Regions from separate parts of the Mus musculus genome. Here region 1 is linked to region 2. The links are chromatin loops, found by intact Hi-C in ENCODE. Cell type or tissue: heart. All regions are shown on one strand. Links, peaks and the distances in the headings refer to the core of each region. The heading gives the core; the rest is flanking DNA.

Region 1 (11,011 bases), core at 976-8,975, 270 kb before region 2:
CCCTGTGCAGGTTCCTCAGGCCTCTCTTCCTCGCATCTCTCCTTTCTTCAGGAGTTCCGAACCTGGATTTTAACCTGTACATAGTTTTAAATTTCAGCGTGTTAAGTCTCAAACCCTGGGACCAAAGGCTGAGGTGCCTATTTATATATCAGATCGGACCTGGTCTGGAGGTAATTCCAGCATCCCTCAGTCCCCGTCTGTTAGAGTATGGCTGGCAAACCCTGCCACCCCACCCTAAACTTCTGCTGCCCAGGGACTATGTGCCCTTCCCCACATAATCCAGCCGTTTTGGTTCCTTGTGCTTTTTGTTCCTTTGCCTGTCTTGGCTGCTGTACCTCCCCCCCCCCCACCCCATAGTCCAGCCCTATCTGCCCATGTCCACTCTGGACTCTCCCAGATGTCCCTGCTTCTGGCTCTGCTCTCCCACACATCTACAATAAACGTTTTTCTTCCACCACACCCAGGAGCACTCATCTCCTTTCCTTCCTTGGGTTTCTTTTTTTTTTTTATTTTCACCCACAGTGACCATATTACTTGTATTTTATTCATTTTGATCTCTTTCTGTCTTTATGTAGCACTTTGTGGTTTTCTTACATTTTCAACCAGTGTATTTTTTTCCTGATCACTTTTCTGTTCGTAGTTTAGATTCTCTACATTGATTTCCCCCTTTGCTGTGTGTGCTGTATATCCTACACAGTAAATCGTTTCCAGTGCTGGTTGTATCTTTTTTGATTATAACTATCTTTCACGAAGCCGTTAGATGAGAAATCCTGTGCATTTTCTCTACAAAAGCAAAACAAAACAAAACAAAACAAAACAAAACAAACTCCGCTTTTGTCAGTCGGGTCCTCAGGGTGTCGCTGGCTAGAATCTTACTTCCATCTTAATGAACTCTTCTTAGCATTAACATTGCTATAGTAAGTGGGTCTGTATATGACTCTCTACTCTAGATCAGGGCAGTCTGGTTGTGAATTTGAAAAGAAACCTCATTCCCATGTTGAGATGGGCATGAATCCCAGGTTCTTTAGTATCTAAAACAAAGGGACACGTCACACAGTGACCACGGTCAGGTGTGCTTTTAGAAAAAGAGTTGAGCATAGAATACAGCGCAAAGGTCGGAAGTTGGCTTGAGTAAGCACAGAGCTTGTTTTTTGTTTTTGTTTTTTTTTAAGATTTATTTATTATACATAAATACACTGTAACTGACTTCAGACACACCAGAAGAGGGCATCAGATCCTATTACAGATGGTTGTGAGCCACCATATGGTTGCTGGGATTTGAACTCAGGACCTTTGGAAGAACAGTCAGTGCTCTTACTCGCTGAGCCATCTCGCCAGCCCCCATTGTTTTGTTTTTTAATGAGTTTAGGCGGAGGGAGGAGCTGGTCCTCAGGGTGAGGAGTGGGGTTAGGATTCTTAGCTTGATTGACAGATGAGCTGTTCCTGCATTGGGCACGTGCCGCCTTTCGTCTTAAGCACATGTATGGTCCATCACACGTACATCATGGGATGACTGTAGAGAGACTGAGTTGTGTATCGTATGGATGCATTACTTATCAATTAGAAAGCCCATGGCCTACGGCTTAGGCAGGAAATAGAAGGTGGGGCATCTTGGAGGAGAAGGAATTCTGGGAGATCACCTGGGAAGATGTGATAAAGACAGATGCTTGGTAACTAAGCACAGGTAACCAGCCGTGTAGCAGAATGTAGGCTAGAATAAACAGGATATTTTAAGTTCTATCTAGTCAGAGAAGAACCAGGCTACATGGCCAAGGTGTTTGTAAATATATTTTGAGTCTGAGTCTTATTTCTGGGAGCATGGGGCTGGGAAGAAGAACCAGGGCCTAAGTTCAACAGATGGCAAATAGGGACTTCCCCTGACGGGTCACTCCAAGGACAGTAACCTCACAGAGCTAGTGCCCAGTACTGCTGCCTCATTTATCTCTCCTACCAGGAAATGCCTGACTCCAAATTACTCACCCTAGGGGCCTCTCTGGGGGTATCCTACAGGGAGGGGCAGACACATTCTTCTAAGAGGAGCTACCCCAGGTACCTGGGCTATTTTACTGGTATATTACAGATCCATTCTACTTTATGGTTTGATCCAATCTGCTCCCCCAGTTTGCCACATCTTGTTTTTAATTGGCCAAAGTCCCAGTTTGTTTACAGGAGTCACCTTACCTGGGGCTGGCCCAAGTATATGCACATTGCTTACTGCCGCTGTTCTCCCTCCTTCTCTCCCTTCCTCCCTCCTCCCTTCACCTCTCCTCCCACCCCCATAGTATGTGTCTGTGTATGTTTATGCCCGTGTGTATGTGTGTGTGTGTGTGTATGAGAGAGAGAGGAAGAGAGGAAGAGAGGGAGAGAGAGAGAGAGAGAGAGAGAGAGAGAGAGAGAGAGAGAGAGAGAGAGAGAGCATGTGCCCTTAGAAAAGCTCCACCCTCCTGCAGTCTTGGCCTGTTTTTCTCATGGGCCCACTTCACTAAACACAGTGACCACCTCCAGGCTTCTTTGATCATCTTGCTGCCATTGCTTACAGGGTCCTTGCCATGTCCTCATCTTCCTGGGGAGATGTAAAGACTCACAGACAGAGGAAGGATCCCATAAAGCTGAGCCAATGAATTTATGACAGTTATTTACTTACAGGATTATCACCCAGGCAGTCACGGGCAGGGGTTATACCACCTGGAAGCCTGTGGGCAGCCTGGGTGGCAGAAGGCAGGGCTGATTGGGATCTCAGGCCAGGGTCTTTTGGCCTCTTCCCGTTTTATATAGGACAACCTCCAGGCTCACCTAGATACCAGTTGGATTGTTCTGCTTAATTCAGACTTCAGACCAAGGTCCTCTATAGGCCATCACCATTGTTCTGCTTGAATAGCAGTGCCAGGTAGGTCTAATGCCAGAGGACACCCAAGCCTGGAGCCCCCTTTCTAACAGCAAGTGATCAGAACTTTACTTATTTATTTATTGCTTTTTTTATTTTTATTTTTGTTTTTTTTCGAGACAGGGTTTCTCTGTATAGCCCTGGCTGTCCTGGAACTCACTTTGTAGACCAGGCTGGTGTCCAACTCAGAAATCCACCTGCCTCTGCCTCCGGAGTGCTGCGCCACCACGCCCGGCTGTGATCAGAACTTTAAAGGACACATGGGGAATCAGGCTGAGGAGTTCTGGGGCAGAGGATCATTGAATTTAAGAATTTCTATATCAGCTTTTCACTAGCAAGAATAATACAGTCATTGCTGTTAGATTCTAACCTGGAAGCCCTTTCCCAACAGGGAGCACGGAGAGACTAAAGTGGTTTGTCCACTGACTGCACCAGTGTGTATGGACCAGCTTCTGTACTATGGAGGGACACACATCTGCCTGTCTCTTAAGGATCTTAAGACAGCACTGGGCACTGGGAACAAACTAACCTACAGTATCGTTTGACACCAGTGTGACTATTATTCTAAGTGCAGGGCAGTGCAGAGAAAAAAAAAAGTTCTTTATTTCTCAAAATTACAAAGAAGGTACTGCATTAGCAGAATCTGTAGTAGACATCACCACAGACTAAAGAAACAAACCCAGCATCGTGCTGGAGACGGAGTTATCTTAGAAACCACAGCTTGTTAATGGAACAGAGAAAGCGTTCTGAGAAGAGTAAGGTCAAGGGCTGGGGGTGTAGCTTGGTGGTGCGTGCCGGCCGTGTATTATCAAGGCCTTGGGTCTGATAACTAGCACTATAAATAAACCAATGTAAGGAAACTTAAAACTTACATGGTGAAAAATATCAGCAAATGAAGCATGAGAATGTTTAAATTTGCCTCAATGTTATGATTTTAAAAATCTCAAAATTCAGGCTGGAGAGATGGCTCAGCAGCTAAGAGCACTGACTGCTCAACCAGAGGTCTTGAGTTCAATTCCCAGCAACCACATGGTGGCTCACAACTATCTGTAATGGGATCTGATGCCCGTTTCTGGTGTGTCTGAAGACAGCTACAGTGCACTCATATGTACAATAAATAAATCTTTTTCTAAAAAAATCTCAAATTACTCAAATTTAGAAGCTGAAAGAATTTTTGAAACTGATAAAATGTGCACAAACCCTCTAGACCTACATCTTATTTAGAGGAAGAAAAAAAAAACCAAACCTGGCATTAAGGTCTCGCGTAAGGAGGCTTTGTTCATTTTTCATTCCGATAAAGCAGCGGTCCGTAACCTTACCAGTGTTGCAACCCTTTTATGCAGTTCCTCACGTTGTAGTAACCCCCAATCATAAAATTGTTCTTGTTGCTGCTTCATGAGTGTAATTTTGCTACTGTTGTGAATCATAATGCAAATATCCGATCTGCAGGATATTTAAGATATGACTTCATGAAAGGGTCATTCAACCCCAAAGAGGTCACGACCCACAGGTTGAAAACCACTGAGATAAAGTAACACTTGGGGCTCTGGTTAAAAGGCATGAAGCAATTAAGGAAAAAAAAAAGTTAGGGACAGAAGTGCGGAAGCATGCTGCCAAACTTTCTGACCTAACAACTGTGCAGTCATTTTTCCAGTCACAAACTGGTAGGCGGGAGATAGCATAACTAGTAAGATGCTAATTGGCAAATAGGTTGTACGCAGTAAAGAGGTGGAGCGGATTTATATATTCGTGCTAGCGGCAGTCTTTAGGGATGACATCAATCATTTTCAGAAGGCTTGGTCAGGATAACGCTGCTGGCCACCGGCTCCCTGCATCCATGCCTGTGTACAGCAGAACCGTAGGCCAGCGGCGATCCTCATATTTGCCAGAAGGTGGCGCTCGGCCTCCACGGCGCGACCAGCTGCAGTTAGAAGTCCCCTCCAAAGGAGCCACTTTCCCCCAGGCTGAGGCTGATTAGAAGTCATTCACGTGTCGCTGGTTGTCCAGCGACCCTACAGGTGCTCCGAAGGGGCCTGCAGTTCCGATGGCACAATTGTACTTCAGGGTCAAATCCCCAAAGCCATCCGAGGGGAGAATGAGATCCGGCAGACGTGAAGCTGAGGACAGGCAGGGTTGGGGCAGCAACTTGTTCTCTCATACTTCTCTCCCGCTTTGTGTGCGTGTGTGTGTGTGTGCGTGTGTGTGTGGCGGGGCAGAAGGGTGAGGGTGGGTGGGATGGCAGAGCGCACCTGGGTTGGCCCGGTGTGCATGCAGGGGCTATAGTAGGCAACAGGTGACTAGTGTATTGGGCGGCTGCCAAGGGCTCTCGCTCGCGCAGTCTCCAACCCAGGTGTAATGGGCAAAGCGTGCATCCCGGGTATATTCATTAGGGACAACCCCGCCCTGCAGGAAGGAGGCGGGGACCACCGGAACCGAAGCTGCCCCTCCTCCATTCACCAGGATGGATTCGGTGTCAGGGGAGAGGAAACACCGCAGCCAAGGCAGACTAGCAGGCGCCACCCAAACACCTGCTTGGCCTAGAAAGTGGCACCAGGTGCGACTCACATACTCGTACCTCTTGTCCCATCCTTTCTCTAGGCTGTGCCTGTCTTCCCTGGACTACTTTCCAGAACCACCCCTTCCCAACCAAGTCACTTGCAACTTGGGAACTAAATCTAAGCACCTATTGAATGCATATTCAAATTAGCGGCCCGGTGTCCTCAAGGCTCTGAGTTGGATGGAAATGTTGGTGATACCTTTTTTTTTGGTGAGTGGGAGGGGCTTTTCTCGCACCTTCCCTCCGTTCCTTGAGGTCCAGAGTGCAGTCAAGGGTGAAGAGCACTTAATAGCCACAGAACTGGGAGAGCAGCTGGCCCAGGCAGGCCTGGGTGAGCCACAGGTGGAGGAGACGAAGGACTTCTGGAGTTCGTGGCCAGGTTTAAAAGCGTAACCCCCAGGGGTGACCAGTGACAGCCAAAGCCCCTTTTCTCTCTGCTCCAAAGGTGTCTTTCTAGAGGGCACACCTAGGAACTCAAGGGGAGTCTTCTACAGTCCCGTTTAAAATCTAGTCCCAATGCACAGGCACAGAGCCACACTGCTAGGTGTGTTGCGTTTCCAGTCCCCATCCCTCCTAATGGCAACAATGTTTCAGTCTACTGGGCCGCCACGGGACACACATGTGATAGAGGGGGTGAGAGAACAGAAGGAGGTGCCCCAAGCAAACACAAGACACCTCAAAAACCATTCAGAATCCCGGCATTGATGTCAGACACATTTTATTATAATCTTAATACAGTCTACATAAATTTGAACTGGTATTTATTTGGGTTCAGTTATAACATAGCATAAAAAAAATCAAAGCACTGGTTGTCTGAAATAAAGCAAGCAATCAACATTCAATAAACACACTTGATTTATTTTGTATAAAAGGGTTAAGTTTACAACTAAACTTTTATAAAAAGTTTAGCATAAGTACGTCATTACATTTTAATGCAGAAATAGGTTATTTCTGCCACTATACAAGAAAACTCTAATTAAAGAGTCCACAAGGTTCACTCAATATATATATATTTATATATAAATATATACACAGCATTCAGTAGGCTCGTGTCAAAAAGGCCATTTCTGACCGAAGACTTCATTTAAGTAACCGAATACTGGGTCCTTCTGGTATTCACGCTCCACCTTTGTGAAAAGGCAAAGTCTGCTTACATTGGGCAATTCCTTGTGATTTTTTTCTTTTTTTTTTAACGTTTTCGCTCCCCATGGTGGGAATAGTATATAAAGAAAACCTTCCAACTGTAGAAAGGGCACTGAAAGTCTCTCATAAATAACGGTATCACAGTCCAGGCCGGAGAACGACACCTGGGCAAGACGATCATCCTTAGTTTTCCTTCCGCTTTCTTTTTAAAAAGGTCCATTCAACGTGTTCTCCTGGTGAAATGGCTGATAACAAAAGTCTTAAAAGATCTTGTAGACTTCTTCTTGTGCAAAAGAAAAAGAGAAAGTAAAAAGAAAAAAAAAAGTCCCCAAATGCCTGCAAAAGATTGGGAGAGAAAGGCAGTTTAGGAGAATGTAACCTAAGGGCAGAGGCGGGCGAGCCTGGCGCCGAGGAAGCCACAGTTTGAGCATTTAACCAAACCCTGGCGTCCAGATGCGGCACACATACCCGGCCCCAGCAGCACAAATTAAACATGAAAATAGCGGAGACTCCAGGGGAAAACTTCCCAAACCCAGTCTCCTATTTGGATCTCTAACAGCCCGCTCACAGGCGCCAGTCTGCTTCTTGTAACAATTATTTGATTGAAAACAGCCCTTTAGTTAACAGATATGGAAATCTGGATCCCAGAGCACAGGGGTAAGGCTCGGGGTAGCCGTCTTCAGCTAGCCAGAGAAATCTCAGAGGACTACAGTTTTGGGAAAAGAGAATCACTATGGAATTTGTGGCGATAAGATTAATTACAGCTGAGGTTACCACCTCAGTGTACCGCCACTGGGCTCATAAAAGTCAGCCACACTTGGTCCTGACACCTTCATAGTAAGTTACTGGCATTTCTTTTCTTTCTTTTTTTTCTTTCTTTTCTGTTTTTGTAAAGGCAACTGTTCTGTAGTCCTGAGCAACCACAGCTACAAGCCCCTTCATGCCTATGTGGTAAGTCAAGCGGCACCCGTAACACAGTGAAGTAAGCATGCATTTACCAAACCAAACATTTAACAGACACACAAGCACATTACCGAAACGCGCACACAGGAGGCACCCGCAACACTCACCATTTATTTAGCCACAGAGTACTTTGCTATCATTCGACATAAGCTCAGAAGGGAATTCAGATGCCTGGGGAGAAAGAGGATAAAAGGCAGGATATTAGGTAATCTTAAAGGAAGGTAGCCCCCCTCCTCCTTTCACAAAAGTGCCAACAAGTCCCATGAAACAGGATCATGCTACAGCGCAGATCCAGATGCAACCCACACAGAACTTATAAGTAGCGATTTCACATGACGCTCAATATACAGTTTCCTCAAAAATAAAGTTAATGAACCTGTCTCTACGATGGGCTTTAAGAGTGACAGCTCGGGAGACCCGGAGCGTCTGGGCAGTGGCGTACTTGCAAGCTAGTCTCACCTGCAAGGACAGGATGCTGATGTCCGTGTTCAGGGTGGTCAGCGGCGTCCTGGACGCCTGGTTCTGTCCAGGTCTCTGGTGATGCAGGCTGACGATAGTGGGATGCGAGTCCAGGGCGATCTGCAGGTCCAAGATGTAATCGATGACGTGCTGCAGGATTTCCATCTTGGTCACCTTCTTGTTCTGGGGGATGCTGGGCACCAGTTCCTTGAGCTTGGAGTAGCAGTCGTTCATGTTGTAGAGCAGACTCATCGGGTCGTCCACCGGGGTTTTGCTCCGGGAGATGCCCAAGCTGTGGTCCGACAGGCTGTTTTTCCTAACGGACCTCACCGGACTGAAGGCTTTCATGCTGCTCGTAGGAGGAAGACCGGGAGGGAGCCGCCACAGGGGGCTGAGCTGACTGCGCGGCACCAGGCTCGGTTCAGAATGAAGCGCGAGCCGGGCGGGGCGTCTTTTATGTGCACTCGCCCTGGCCGCTCAATCGGGCATCCCTGAATTGCCATTGGTGGAAGGGCTCCCGTCCATCATACCAGGCGAATTCTCCCATTGGTGAGTATGAGCTCTCGGTTCTTCCGCGTTCGCAGCCAATGCCTGTAGGGTGGGAGGAGCGGGCGAGAGCCCAGCTGGGGTGGCAAATTGAGTACAGTGTGCGCTGGGCGCCCAGGGGGCCTGAGTGTGCAATTGTGCCCGCCTTATTCCAATTCCCAGAGCTGGCAGGACCCCTGCCCCGGGGGTGTGCCCGGAGCTAGCTATACCCGCCCCCAGGACTTCCAGCAGCCCCACTCTCTCCGCACAGCAGACGGGAAGTCACAGGTCGCTAGCGTTAGGGAAGACAGCGACCGTGGCAGAAGGGAAAAGAAGCGCGCTTTTGGGAAGTCACATTTGTAGTGTTCCTTCTTTTAAGATAAAGGAAAGCTATTTGGGGAGGGGGGGGGAACCTACCCACATACACGTCCACGACAGGTTTAGCGTGAAGCTTTGCAACTTGGAGCAACGCGGGAGGCCTTCTCGGAAACTCAGTGACACGAATTGTAGGAACACTGTGCGGTCTCCCTCAGACCGCAGAGGAGCCCCGAGGGACCCGGTGCATTCGGAACTCCCCCCACCCCCAAGAATGAGGCAGGGTTACTATAATGACTCCATTAATCGAAGGTCATTAGTGGGGTTTGCACACTGGAACTACATTTACATACACTGCCCTTGGTCTGTGCCCTTCAGTGTAGGTGGCAAAGTGATGCGATTAATTATGCACAAATCGTGATTTCTGGTGTCACATTCCAACACTTAGAGCTCTTGGGAAGCTCTTTGTCAGGTAGGTGGTCCTAGCTATTGACTGACAGCTTATCGCTGTTTTTAAAAGAAAATTCTGTTACGTACGAGGTTTGGAATCTTTCAGCACCCTTCCTAGATGCAGCCACATTTTGAAAAAGTTTAGAGCTCTTGACTCCAATGCTTTAATTCTGAATTCTTGTTTTGCTGAAGACTACCATATATTAGTCGTGTATTAAAGGAAAAAAAATATTTATGTTAAGCCCAAGAAAGGGTTTTTGGTCTGAATCCCCCACATCCTCTGAATGCAATAAAGAGGAAGAATGCAGAATCCAGGCAAAGCTCTGTGTGGAGAAACAGTATTTTCCCTTCAATTAATGATTAATTCCTCAGCTGGTGGGCCAGGCGGTCTCTGACCTCCACGTGACAGCCATGTGCCCCAGGGCTTCTCTCTAAGGAGGCAGAGTCCGGTGATGTAGAGGCGGTAAAATCCGTCCATCTCAGTTTGGAGACTGCAGAAGGACTCTGCCCTGCAGGAAAATCTGCGCAAGGCAAGGCTTGCAATGCCTCCTGCGACTCAGCGACAGTGTTCGATTGACGACTCGCCTCTGTTATTAAGCCTGGAAGTGATTTACTATCTGAGTCCCCCCCCCCCCCAACAGTTCGAGCCTCTTGATGTACTTTGTGTGCATGTGTTTCTGTCACATACGTGCCACAGCGGAACAGATTTTGTTTTGACACTTTTGGTTCATGATGTTATACTCTGAGTATTTTACAATAATAGCCAATGTAAACAAACATCTCTGGGATTCTCAAATTATTACTTATGATTCTTGGACATTGCATCTCTGCGGTACTGACGCATTCTTAGCTTTTTCCAAGGACACCGTATGTTAGCACCCGTGCCAGCCTCATTATCCCAACAGAAAGGCCCTGGGCTGGATGATAATGAGCGCTGTGCAGCATCGCTCCACACACTGGCAGCGACCACGCATGAGCGCCTTCTCCCAAGACCATTCCTGTACCCTGATATAGTAAAATTGCTAAATATGGTGAAAGTTTTCTGGCGTTTCTTTCTCTGGCTGCCATGCCAGAGTCCAGTCTGCCGAGCTGCGCTGAATCCGATTCTGTTGGCACACTACCCAGTTTTTGCATTCATTTAAAGATCATTTTTAAGGGGATTGTGAAACTGTTTAAGTTAATGACTGAAGAGGACCGAGTTACCAGTAAGTCTGTCACAGCAAGCCCGGGCTGACATTTCTTAAAATTATGGTCTGGGTCTGGGGATTTGGTGGGAGCCCCTTTTGGGGCAGCTTATAATGGCATATAAAAATCTGTCCATTGGTGTGGATGTGGATTTTCATCAGAGAACCCTGGAGTTCAAATGGCCCCAGCTGCAGGACGTGCCCAGCTGCAGTAAGGGCGGGATCCGTGGGTGGTGGGAAGGTGTGAAGGGCTTCCGGCGGGTGTGTGTGTGTGTGTGTGTGTGTGTGTGTGTGTGTGTGTGTGTGTGTAGATATTGGCCACCCCAGCTACCTACTGGGACGCCCCCCATTTAAAGCAACAGACCCGCTTGGAGTTGCCCGAGCCCTGCTACCAGGCCCCCAGATCCCCCACCGTGTCCAGGCCACGCGCGGTAATCAGAAGCAGGTTCCTGCTCAGCCACCTTGGCTACTATCCCCGCGTGATGCCACGAGGGCGGGAGGAGCCGGCTCGGCGCGGGCGAGTCTCAAGGT
Region 2 (11,011 bases), core at 1,437-9,436:
TGAGGGATCTAGATGGCAGAGGGACTACATTTTAATCCCTGCCCATCAGGAGTACCCAGGTGACAGTGAATGTCACCTCCAATCCCAGCTCTGCAAAGATAAAGTAGCCTAGCCTCAGGAGAATTAGAATCTGCAGCAACCCCAAATCTGCCAGTCAAGAGTCCTCCTTCTTACTGTCAGCTGCTGTCGCCATTGTGTCCCAGTGTCTCTTGCAGTTTCTCCCTGTTCAGAGTAGTGGAAAGGCACGGGGTGAGTTGGCAGAAGTAGCCAGGCTCATGTTCGAAGATATCGATGATAGGAATAGGGGGTTTTTGGAGAGGAAACCAGGAAAGGGGATAACATTTGAAATGTAAATAAAGAAAATATCTAATTAAAAAAAGGAAAAAGCATATAGCAAGGTTTGGTTTCTATTGAAAGAAGAGTCTGCTCTATCTGTCTCTGACTATTGTATCATCTGTCCTCCGGATCTCTATTTATCTCTGTTTCTGTCTCTGTCTCTCTGTCTCTCTGTCTCTCTGTCTCTCTGTCTCTCTGTCTCTCTGTCTCTCTCTATCTCTCTCTCTCTGTTTGTGTTCATACATGTATGTTTGTTCATGGCAGCATGTGTGGAGGTTGGTTTGAATGCCTCCATGAGCCTCTTCACTGTATTCTGTAACATGGTCTCTCACTGAGCTAGCCCTTTTGGCCAAATGGCGATCCAGCAAGCTCCAGATCTACCTGTGTCTGCCTCCCAGGGCTGGAGTTTCAGATGCACACTGCCACAGCTGGCTCTTTACAGGGGTGCTCAGGATCTGCCCTCAGGCCCACGTTGGGCAGCAAGCACTTTACCCACTGAACTGTCCCTCCAGCCCATGCCCGGAAGATTTTGAGTGAGAATAAATTGAATACTAGAAATAACTGGGTGACATACAGCAGCTCCATTGTTTCCACTGTGGTGAAGCATGCAGAGTCTTCTAGAAAGCCTTTTCCCTTACTCTGAGATCTCTTTCCCCTGCTCCTGAAAGCAAGAGGAAGCAACTTGGAGTACTGAACTTGGCTTCAGTCATACTCCTTAGGGAGTAACTCCAATTGTTCACCACTGGCTGTGTGATCTTGGCAAATTATTCAACCTCTCTGTCTTATGTCTGTAAAGCTAAAAGTTGGAAGGTACCCTTAGTGACACATTATCATTCCATCTCAAGAGGAAGGTACCATGGGCTGGGGTTTATCAGGCAAGGGATCTGGGCAGGACAAGGAGGAAGGGCATGGTGAACCAGAGTATCTGGACTTGGTTCAGTGAACCCAGTTCCATGCCTGTGCTCAGTGGGAGCCTTTTATAAAACAATAACCTACCTTCTATCTTGGAGGGGTATCAAAAAGTGTGCATCTTTGGTTTCATTTTATTTTTTATTTTTATTTTGAGACAGGTTCTGACTCTGTAGCCAGAACTTGAGCTAGAATTGGAGGCAATCCTCTTTCTGAAACCACCCAAGTGCTGGCATTACTAGGGTGAGCCCACTGTATCCCATATTCCATGTGGATTGGCCTAATCATGGGAGGTATGAGTGTCTTAGCCTGACATCACAGTGGTAACAAGTGAGTCCCACTCAGTGGCTTACAGGGCAGCTTTCATATCCATTATGACCAGGGGACAGGCACCTACAGTCTAAGGGAAGGCAGGGCTCATGCACTTCCTTTCCTTTCCTCTTGGAGGCCTCTGAGTCCCTCGGCTCACAGTACCTTCCATAGTCTTCAGCATGTCCCATTGTTTCAGGCTCTTCCTCTGTTGCCTGCCATTCCCTGAATTCTGCTGCATCCTTCCCAAACCCTCACATTGACTCAAGGTCTAATCATGTAAGTGAGGATAAACTGTCCTGTAGGATGCTTAATTTAGTTACAACCACCAAGTCCCTTTGGATGCTAAGTGTGGTGGTTCATCTTCATTGTCAACGTGACTGGATTTAGAATCACCTAGGAGACACACCTCTGGGTACATCTGTGAGGGCATATCCAGAGAGGGTGATTTGAGGAGGGAAGGTTAATCTGATTTGGGTAGCATCATGACATGGGCTGGAGTCTCTCCCATAGAAAGGGGAAAGTGAACTGGCTACCACACTCTATCTCTCTCTGCTTCCTGTGTATATGACCAGCTTCCTCATGGTCCATCTCGGTCATGATAGACTAGACCTTCCACTGCTGAGCCAATCTTTTTCTTTCTTGTAGGTTGATTTTGTCAAGTAGTGAAAACAGCAATACACAGAATAACCCAGACATGGTAAGATGCTAAGGGTTAGGATTGGAAAAGTTGTTCACTGGACCTCAGGGACCAAAGATGGTGACAAGATGCAAGGAGGGTGCTGTCAGGGTCCTGCATCCCAGTGGGGAGAGTAGACTGGAGGCTGGAAGAAGGTAAGGTCTGGTCTACATCTACTGGTCACCGAGGAACAAGGAGGGGACATCTAGGTTTCTTGCTTGGATGTGATAGATAAAATAATGACTGAAATATTCCAAGTGTCTGCTTCCCAACTAATAATGAGTACAAATTCCAGAATTGTCTATAATTTTTAAGATCTGTGACAATGAAAGAACTGATAATTGTAAACAGGTTAGCACCGGATTGTCTACACTGATTTTGCCCAAATCATTAATAAGCAAATGGACCAGCAGCTGCTGCAGCCTTGTAAGCAAGCTGTTCTGAATTGCTTTTGAGAAAAGTAAAAGAAGACTCATAACAATGAAGACTGAAGGTGTTCCTTAGAGTTAGTTTGTTTTTTTTTTGTTTTTGTTTATTTATTTATGTGTTTCCAGGTGTTTTCTAGAGACTGCATCTTAGAATGAACAGCTTCCTCTGTTCAAAAAGCTAAAGAGCTGAGCTCAGATCAATTAAACCCTTTAATTTAAAAATTGATGTGGCATCATTAGCTGTGTGTTTTCCACTGCCTGAAGGCAGCTGAGGTCTTCATGACTTGTGGCCCTCAGCTTTGACTTGGGTTTTCTTATCTTCCTTATTTCTGTTTAGTTCCATAATGACCTTGTCCCCCCCCCCCCCACACACACACACCAGGGAATGACTGTGCTTGGTAAGCGTTGGCTGATAGATAATGAATGGTTTTGCGGTCAGAATTCCAGGCAGGGCTTCACTGAGATCATCTTGGATGGCCAGAGAGAGCTCAGCAGCCTTTCTCCTGTGGCTGATATTCTTGGACCACTTGAGGTGATTTGCTTCACAAGCTGAAAGCCCCAACAGGATGGGCTGACTCAGCAAACCATCCTACTTCCACATCCTCTTGGGTCTTCTCAAAGCAGACTCTCTATCAAGGCAGCTGAGATATCTCATATGCCAACCAGGAATGCTGGAACCATGGTCCATACTTACAGCTCTTCTGATGGCTGACTTGGGAGCTGGGTTAGCTCTGGGACATCAGATAAATTTGGAAGGGACCTAGTTCACTGTGTCTCAAACATTACATGGGACATATACTCTCAGAAATATCGGTTATTGATATGAACTCACATTGAGTGGAGTGGTGTTTTTTGTTCTTTCTTTCTCTCTCTCTCTCTCTCTCTCTCTCTGTCTCTCTCTGTCTCTCTGTCTCTGTCTCTCTGTCTCTGTCTCTGTCTCTGTCTCTGTCTCTGTCTCTGTCTCTGTCTCTCTCTCTCTCTCTCTCTCTCTCTCTCTCTTTCTTTCTTTCTTTCTTTCTTTCTTTCTTTCTTTCTTTCTTTCTTTCTTTCTTTCTTTCTCTGCCAAGAATTTTCTGGAGTGAGTTTCCTAATTCTTTGATTTTCAAAACAGCTGTAGATTGGCCATATCCAATGGAAGGGCAACAGAACCCAGCTGTCCATGAAAGAAGGGCCAAAAGCTGTGTGGCCCTTTAATTCACCACTAACAGTGCACTTTCTGTACCTTGTCACACTTTGGAGTCTTAATCTTCCCCAGCTAAAGCTTTGGGCCCTTTCTCATGGACTAAAACTCTCTCTCTCTCTTTTTTTTTAATTACGTATTTTCTTCAATTACATTTCCAATGCTATCCCAAAAGCCCCCCCCCCCAACTCCCCTACCCACCCATTCCCATTTTTTGGCCCTGGCATTCCCCTGTACTGGGGCATATAACTTTTGCCTGACCAATGGGCCTCTCTTTCCAGTGATGGCCGACTAGGCCATCTTTTGATACATATGCAGCTAGAGTCAAGAGCTCTGGGGTACTGGTTAGTTCATAATGTTGTTCCTCCGATAGGGTTGCAGATCCCTTTAGCTCCTTGGGTACTTTCTCTAGCTCCTCCATTGGGAGCCCTGTGATCCATCCAATAGTTGACTGTGAGCATCCACTTCTGTGTTTGCTAGGCCCCGGCCTAGTTTCACAAGGGACAGCTATATCACTGTCCTTGCAACAAAGGCTTGCTAGTGTATGCAATGGTGTCATCCTGAGTGAGGTAACCCAATCACAAAAGAACTCAAATGAAATGTACTCACTGATAAGTGGATATTAACCCAGAAACTTAGTATAGCGAGATATAAGGTACAATATGTAAAACATATGAAACTGAAGAAGAACGAAGACCAAAGTGTGGACACTTTGCTCACTCTTAGAATTGGAAACAATCACCCATGGAAGGAGTTACAGAGACAAAGTTTGGAGCTGAGACAAAAGGATGGTCCATCTAGAGACTGCCATATCCAGGGATCCATCCCATAATTAGCCTCCAAGCGATGACACCATTGCATACACTAGCAAGGACTAAAACTCTTAATGACTTGAAGCCATCAGTTGTCCCAAGTGATAGTCAGTAATGTGAACACATCAGGCAGCATGGTGCATGGTGGGAAGATCATCTGTCAGTGGGAACTGTTGTGTCTACTGCCATTTAAGTAGTGGAAGAGGTAGAGAGCATAGAGATGTAATTAAAAAGACATGACGGGTCATTTCTGCACACAAAGTACATTTCCAGACAATTGCATTTGTTGCAATTTTGGAATCTACACATATAGCTTAGACTTGACACCCGCTTGCTCCTGTTCTTAGCCCTATGTAAAGATGAGCCATTTAGAACCTTGGGAGATCTGGAGTGGGCCAGCTAGACTCATATGGAGTCTATACATATGGGTCAAATCAAATATAGGTAAAACAACGGGGGCAAAATGTGTTTTGAAAACTAGAAATGGGTTTTGGGGCTCACCAGAACGCATAAATTCACTGAGATGAAAGGCCCTATGGGTGATAAAAATGTCTCATTTAAGAAATTAAACGATCCTGTCATTTGTAACAGGAATTAATAGCACTTTAAAGCGGACTGAGCGCAAGGCGATCCGGGTGAGTCACAGTGGCCTTCCACATTTGCAGTGTCCCTCAGATAATTATTAATTAACATGACATCAATTGTCTCAGTGCAGCATCATGGTGCAGACTCAGACACACTAATGGAAGGCACTTCTTATCGAGGCTTCCTGTCCTTTCGTAAAATTAAAATGCTAAACTAATTAAAACCAAAGGTACTTTAAAAAACAGTTTGCTTCCAAACAGATTTTTAATATATGCCAAGCTGAGTGGGAACCTAGAGCTATTTTTTTTTAAAGTGAGGATCAGAAATCTATTTAAAAAGGAATTTTGAATATATGTCCCAACAGCCCCCTCTACCTCCACATAGCCAATATGGCATTGGTGTTGATTTCACTAAGGGCAGAAGTTGGAATAGGGTTGTTGGTTTCTCAGGAGCACTGGCCAAATAATTGAAATGTAGGTGATTATTTCTATATCACTTAAAATAGTTCCCTGCATGGCTTTGGTGTGAATTTCTCTTTCTGCTCTTGAGTGAGTCCCTGAGCAATCTGCTGCTAGGCTGTTTCACCCCTGATTATCCTGGAGATTTTTGTGTGTTCTTTCATGTTTGACTCTGAAGATGTTTTGAATATGCCCAATGTGGTCTCTTACTCAGAATGTTTTTGTAGTTTCAATCCCTCTGGCATGTTCTTTCTATAAACTGTCACATAGCTTGTTCTTTCTCACTTTTCTGGATCTAGACCACCCTGTGAATGGAATTCTACACTAAGCCTAGAATGCTTGGTGAGCTCTTAGAGGGTGTGCGTTGCTCCCTCATTACAGCTTGAGTGTACTTCTCTAGTAGTTGACTCTTCAACTAGAAGGCTAGCATCCTGAGGGCAGGGACCACTTTGCCTGCTTAGCTCTGAAGCCCCCCACCCCACCCCTGTCATGACGTCCAACATTTGTCAAAAAGAGGAAAATGCTTAATCCATCTGCAGTGACAAGAGATATTTCCAGAAAGACTGGCCAAGAAAGAGACAAAGATGTTTTAAAGAAGTTGCTGGTACCTCATTGTGAGACCTTGAAGACATTTAGATAAAAGGATGTGGGCAGGATGTGGGAAACACAGAATATGCTCAGCTAATCTCTGGATCAAAGAGAGAAAAGGAGAAAGAATGATGACATTAAAATAATTGGGTGGATCACAGCGCGGGTGCGGCAAGTGCTCCACGGTAGGAACCGGAGGCTGAGGGGGTTTTCAAGATGAATCATCTTTTTCTTTTCCCCTCTGTCTCCCTTTTGTAGGCCCAATTTGTTTTCTTTCTAGGTTTAGAAATATTCAAGAAATGCTTGTTAGGTAGTTGTTAGGGAGTCCCAGTCTTCTCTCCTCTCTTTGGCACCGATAATATTGACTCATGGTGGGAGGGTCACCAGCATGAATACCTGGTTCATTTACAAACTTTCAATCTCTCTGATATAACTTCACTTGCATTCAAGCTTGCTCTCTCTCTATGTTGAAGAGCTTCTAGTACCCAAGAGTTTATCTAAAGATGAACTGTTGGCCTTTTTCTCCTGTGGAATCTGCTGGACACTAGTCAGGGTCTTGTTTGCTTTTCTAGTTTCTGTGATGCACAATCAGGAAGCAGAGAGACCCTAGCACAGGGAATGGTGCCACCCACAATGGGCAACTTTTCCCACCTCAATGAGCCCAATCAAGATGCTACTCCTCAGGTATTTGAAAAGATCCATCACCCAGGTATTTCTCGATCTCACTAAAGTGACAACTGAGATGAGTCATCACAACCAGGGAAATGTTCATCTTAAGGTATTGGCAACATGCTCTGATAGTAGTTTATATTTTAGGATTTTGAGTGCCCTTTGTCCTCTTATGGCTAAACTGCTTCGTATTTATTCTGAAATGAAACTAGGTTTGCTAGTTTATAAAGAGGTCTAAGCTAGCAACAGGCAGCACATGTGGACATAAAATATGTTGAAATAAGATTTGGCAATTGGCCAGGTATGGTGGAACATGCCTATAATCCCCAGTACTTGGAAGGCTGATGCAGGAGGATTGTGAGTTTAAAGCCAACCTACCTACCTAGTGAGGCCTTATTTTACAAAATAGGAGGTAGGGAGTGGATGTATGGGAGAGGACTGGCAAATGGAAGAGTTCAATATGGTATCTATTAATCATCCCCACCACCATCCTCACCAATGCTACCATCATTACCATCACTGATATATTCATGACCCTCCTCCTCCTCAGCACCACCATCATCACCATCATCCTAATCACAACCATCATCCTCATCATGCTGTGGGTAAATAAAACATGTGAAGGAGAAGGAACACCAGAATGCTTCCCTTGTAACTTTTCATTAGCCTTGGGAGACCATAGCAACCATTTTAATTTTCCTCTGCTGTGGCCTTAATATAATTGAGAGAGAAGTCAATTTAAATCAGACAATCTATCCAGCTATATATGTATATATTCTGTATATGATATCTGTATCTAGCAGACAATTCCACAAATATGTTTTGATGGTATCTGCATCCCAGGACCATGTAGCACCCTCAGGCCACACAGAGGGGTTATAATTCCAACACTGGGGGATGTTAACTCTGTCCAAGGATGTCCATATTTGGGGTTTAGCTCTGCCTCTTCATTATGATTCTGGGGTTTTAAAGCCATAGCTTCTGACCGAAGCTCATTGAAGGTCATCCCGTTTGCTATTGGCACAATTTTGTGAAGAGGATCAATGACCACTAAGTAAGGAGTAGTCCACCACTAAGTAAGGAACATTTCCTGGCTGTTCACCTTTGAGCAGCCAACGGAGCAAGCCAGGAAAACTGGAAGAACCCATTTCCGAGAAATAGCTTGATCCAGGGGAGATACACAGAATTTGGGATGCATGTCTACATTAAAATCCCCACTAGCCTCAGTCAGCTTTTCAACCTTAATTCTGTCTTACTGACTTCTATGGGCAGATGGCAGAGGGAATGCACACACCTATTAATGTCCTTCTCCCTCTAAATTATTCAAGGTGACACTGTATCAGCTGGGCTCTCCAAGAGGATGATCCTAGGTGGTTTCAACTAGGTACTGGCTTTTGTTTTTCGGAGTTGCATCTAAACCTTGCCTAGGCACCTCGTGTTTCTTTACCTTGTCCATCCTCACAGAATATTCATTTTGTCTGCCAGAAGCTTGGTTTAACCTTGAGCCCCTTACTCTCCTTTCTCAGTGACCTAATGGCTCCAGTCTATGCCATTTTCATTTCTTTTATGGTATTAATTATCTCCATAAGGCTGGGGGAGATGGCCCAGTCAGTAATTCTCTTACTTTGCAAACATGAAGACCTGAGTTTAATCCTCAGAGCCAATGTTAGAATACCAGCTGCAGTGATCCACACTTGCAATCAAGGTACTGGGGAGGCAGAGACCTGAGCACTCCTGAGGCTTATAAGCCATCATTCCAGACTACTAGGAGAGATCCTGTCTCAAATGAAGTGGTGCTCTTCCTAAGAATGACTCCCAAGGTCGTCATCAGCATCTATACATTCAGTCATCTGCTTGTGTACCTGTATACACATGTACACACCCTACATGAACATGCATACATGCCTATATTTCCTCCTGAGACTTCTCAGAATTTAAGTGTACTAGGATCCAGAGACCAAAGTTTTGAGCACTTCTGACCCATGCTATTGGACTTAGGTATGGCTGGTGTGAAGGTAAGGATTGACTCCTCTTTTACATACAGGTTTGCTGTGTTTTCTTTGTATGGATTATCTATTTCTAGTTGAGAGAGGAGCAGAGCAGTGGTCAACCCATCTTGGGTGGCCGTCCTAATGATTGTTGGGATAGTTGTCAGCATGGCTGCCACCTTGCAGGATGCGGCACTACATTCACAAATCTGGCAGACAAGGCTTGAGCTTCCAGGAAGTCATGTACAGAGATGGTTGAGGTGGCGATGCTGGTGTGGCATGCAGGTGGTTGTGGGTTTGCAGCCTGCCATGGTGACTGCTGGCCACATTCTGAATAGATAACTATCTAAGGCCCCAGGGCCTACAGCTAAACTTGTAGCCAGGCCTCTGGATGGACACATTTTGGGTTCTGTGGTCTCAGTTTAACTGCCTGTCTAACTTCTGCTCATCTTTGAAATGGACACTTTACGTTCTGGCCCCTGAAAGTTGTGTCTCCATACACTGGGCTCTCTGCTGTGTCTTTGTCACCTAGGCTTTGAGGCCATCCAAGCTGTCATCAAACTGCTCCACCTAGCAGATGCCTGGTGGATAATGAGAGCCCATATGGATCAAGGCCGCCCCTAAGATCAGCATGCGTGTTCTTTAAGCATGTCTGGAGGCAGAGAACTGGATATATTCTCTGTCTGTATGGCACCCACAGCAGATGAGCTGGGATATTTATTATTTTTGGTATATTTTCCACTCACATGTTCCATTTTTGAGATTAAATTTGCTGGAGAAAAAAGAAGGCATTCCATCAAGACAGATTGGGTGGAGACAAGATGCTGAAAGGCCCCTGGGGAGGAGAACACTGGGTGACGTGTGTCCCAGCTGGTAATGCTTCCCTTCGGCTAAAGGAACATGAGCTCATGGTCACTGGCTCCACAACAACGCTTTCTCAGAATCTTCCTGACCCACATTCCTAGATGTGATAATGCTGTGGTGGTAGGTGAGGGTGATCATATGGAACTCAGTGTTTGAATAGGAGGTAGGGTAACAGCCTTTCAATGGAAATCTCTTCTACACAGAGAAAAGAAAGCTTGCTGCCAAGGAAGTTTTTCTTCATAATATTATATACTTACATGTTTCAATAATTTTTTTTTCCTGTACAAACCAGAGTGATAACCACGAAGCAGACTTGGCTTGGGAGCATGCAGCAGGAGGGTCTAGGAGAGTGGGCGTATGTGGGGGTGGGTGTTGTGGGAGAGCAGGATTTGGATGAGGGAAGAAGTACGCGCACAGCTGGGGCCACCTTTTCTGGCGCTATCACTTCACCGTCACAGATGTTCCCATGGTCTGCGTGGTTTGCAGCCAGCTTCTTTCCTGATGCATCACTCCCAGACTCTCCTGATTCGAGGGCACATGGTGGCCTGCTTGTCCCTCAGCCAAGGCCTCAGCTGTCCAGGGCATTGGTGACAACTGCAATGGCCATATCCTGTTTTGAACTGGGGCTGGAGCGCTAGTGATGCTTGCTTTCTCTGTGTGCTTCATCATGGCCAAGGGTAAGTAACTTACCCTTCTGGTGAACCTTGGCCAAGTGTGGATGACAATATCCTGATGCATTCTATACTGAGGTATAGAATTCATACCATGTGTGGATACATCATATGTCTGCACTCTACGGTTGCTTCACAGGTTTTCTGTGACAATCTTCTGATACAGAAGCATCCTCATTACAGACGGGGAAATCGGGGTCCACGGAGATTAAGTAACTCACACCTGTGCACTCGCACACACAAGCGCACACTTGAGAACACAGGCATGTACAAGCCCAAAGGCATGTGTTTTGACTCATATTCATGTGTGAATGCACACGAACATGCATATACATGCATACACAAACATGACCTTGGGGAGGCCAGGCCAGTATTTTACACCTGCCTGTTCTTTCTCTCTCTTTGATGGAATTGAGTTTTTTCTTTTTTTTTTCCCCAAAGCCTCATGGAGGGAGGAAACAGAAAGGTCATCCGAAGATCCCTGTATGGGGAGGGAAGGGGCTGGTTGCTAGGCATTAGGGTTTACGTTATGACT

Evidence for each region. Hi-C counts contacts between places; a loop is a spot of excess contacts. Peaks named below come from ENCODE experiments on the same cell type or tissue, not always from the same donor. Only the 100,000 strongest peaks of a DNase experiment are listed, where the experiment ranks them.
Region 1: it touches region 2 in a loop (2.6-fold over the local background); 7 of 42 quality-filtered maps call a loop at or near these places.

What each region holds. Positions count from the first base shown.
Region 1 is chr12:25,087,657-25,098,667 of GRCm38, forward strand. It overlaps Id2 (inhibitor of DNA binding 2), which reads right to left and starts at 8,436. Exons shown (of 3, transcript NM_010496.3): 1 at 8,007-8,436; 2 at 7,655-7,718; 3 at 6,143-6,920. The coding sequence starts at 8,354. The coding sequence ends at 7,662. In heart, for the core only: CTCF peaks have their summits at 4,773 (motif pointing right), 7,626 and 8,401; DNase peaks (open chromatin) are centred at 4,815, 5,285, 7,115 and 8,525; H3K4me3 peaks cover 4,477 bases; H3K27ac peaks cover 5,858 bases.
Region 2 is chr12:25,353,735-25,364,745 of GRCm38, forward strand. It overlaps Gm36723 (a long non-coding RNA gene), which reads left to right and starts at 2,167. Exons shown (of 12, transcript XR_001780577.2): 1 at 2,167-2,254. In heart, for the core only: CTCF peaks have their summits at 1,694 and 5,619; no DNase peak of the experiment used is centred there.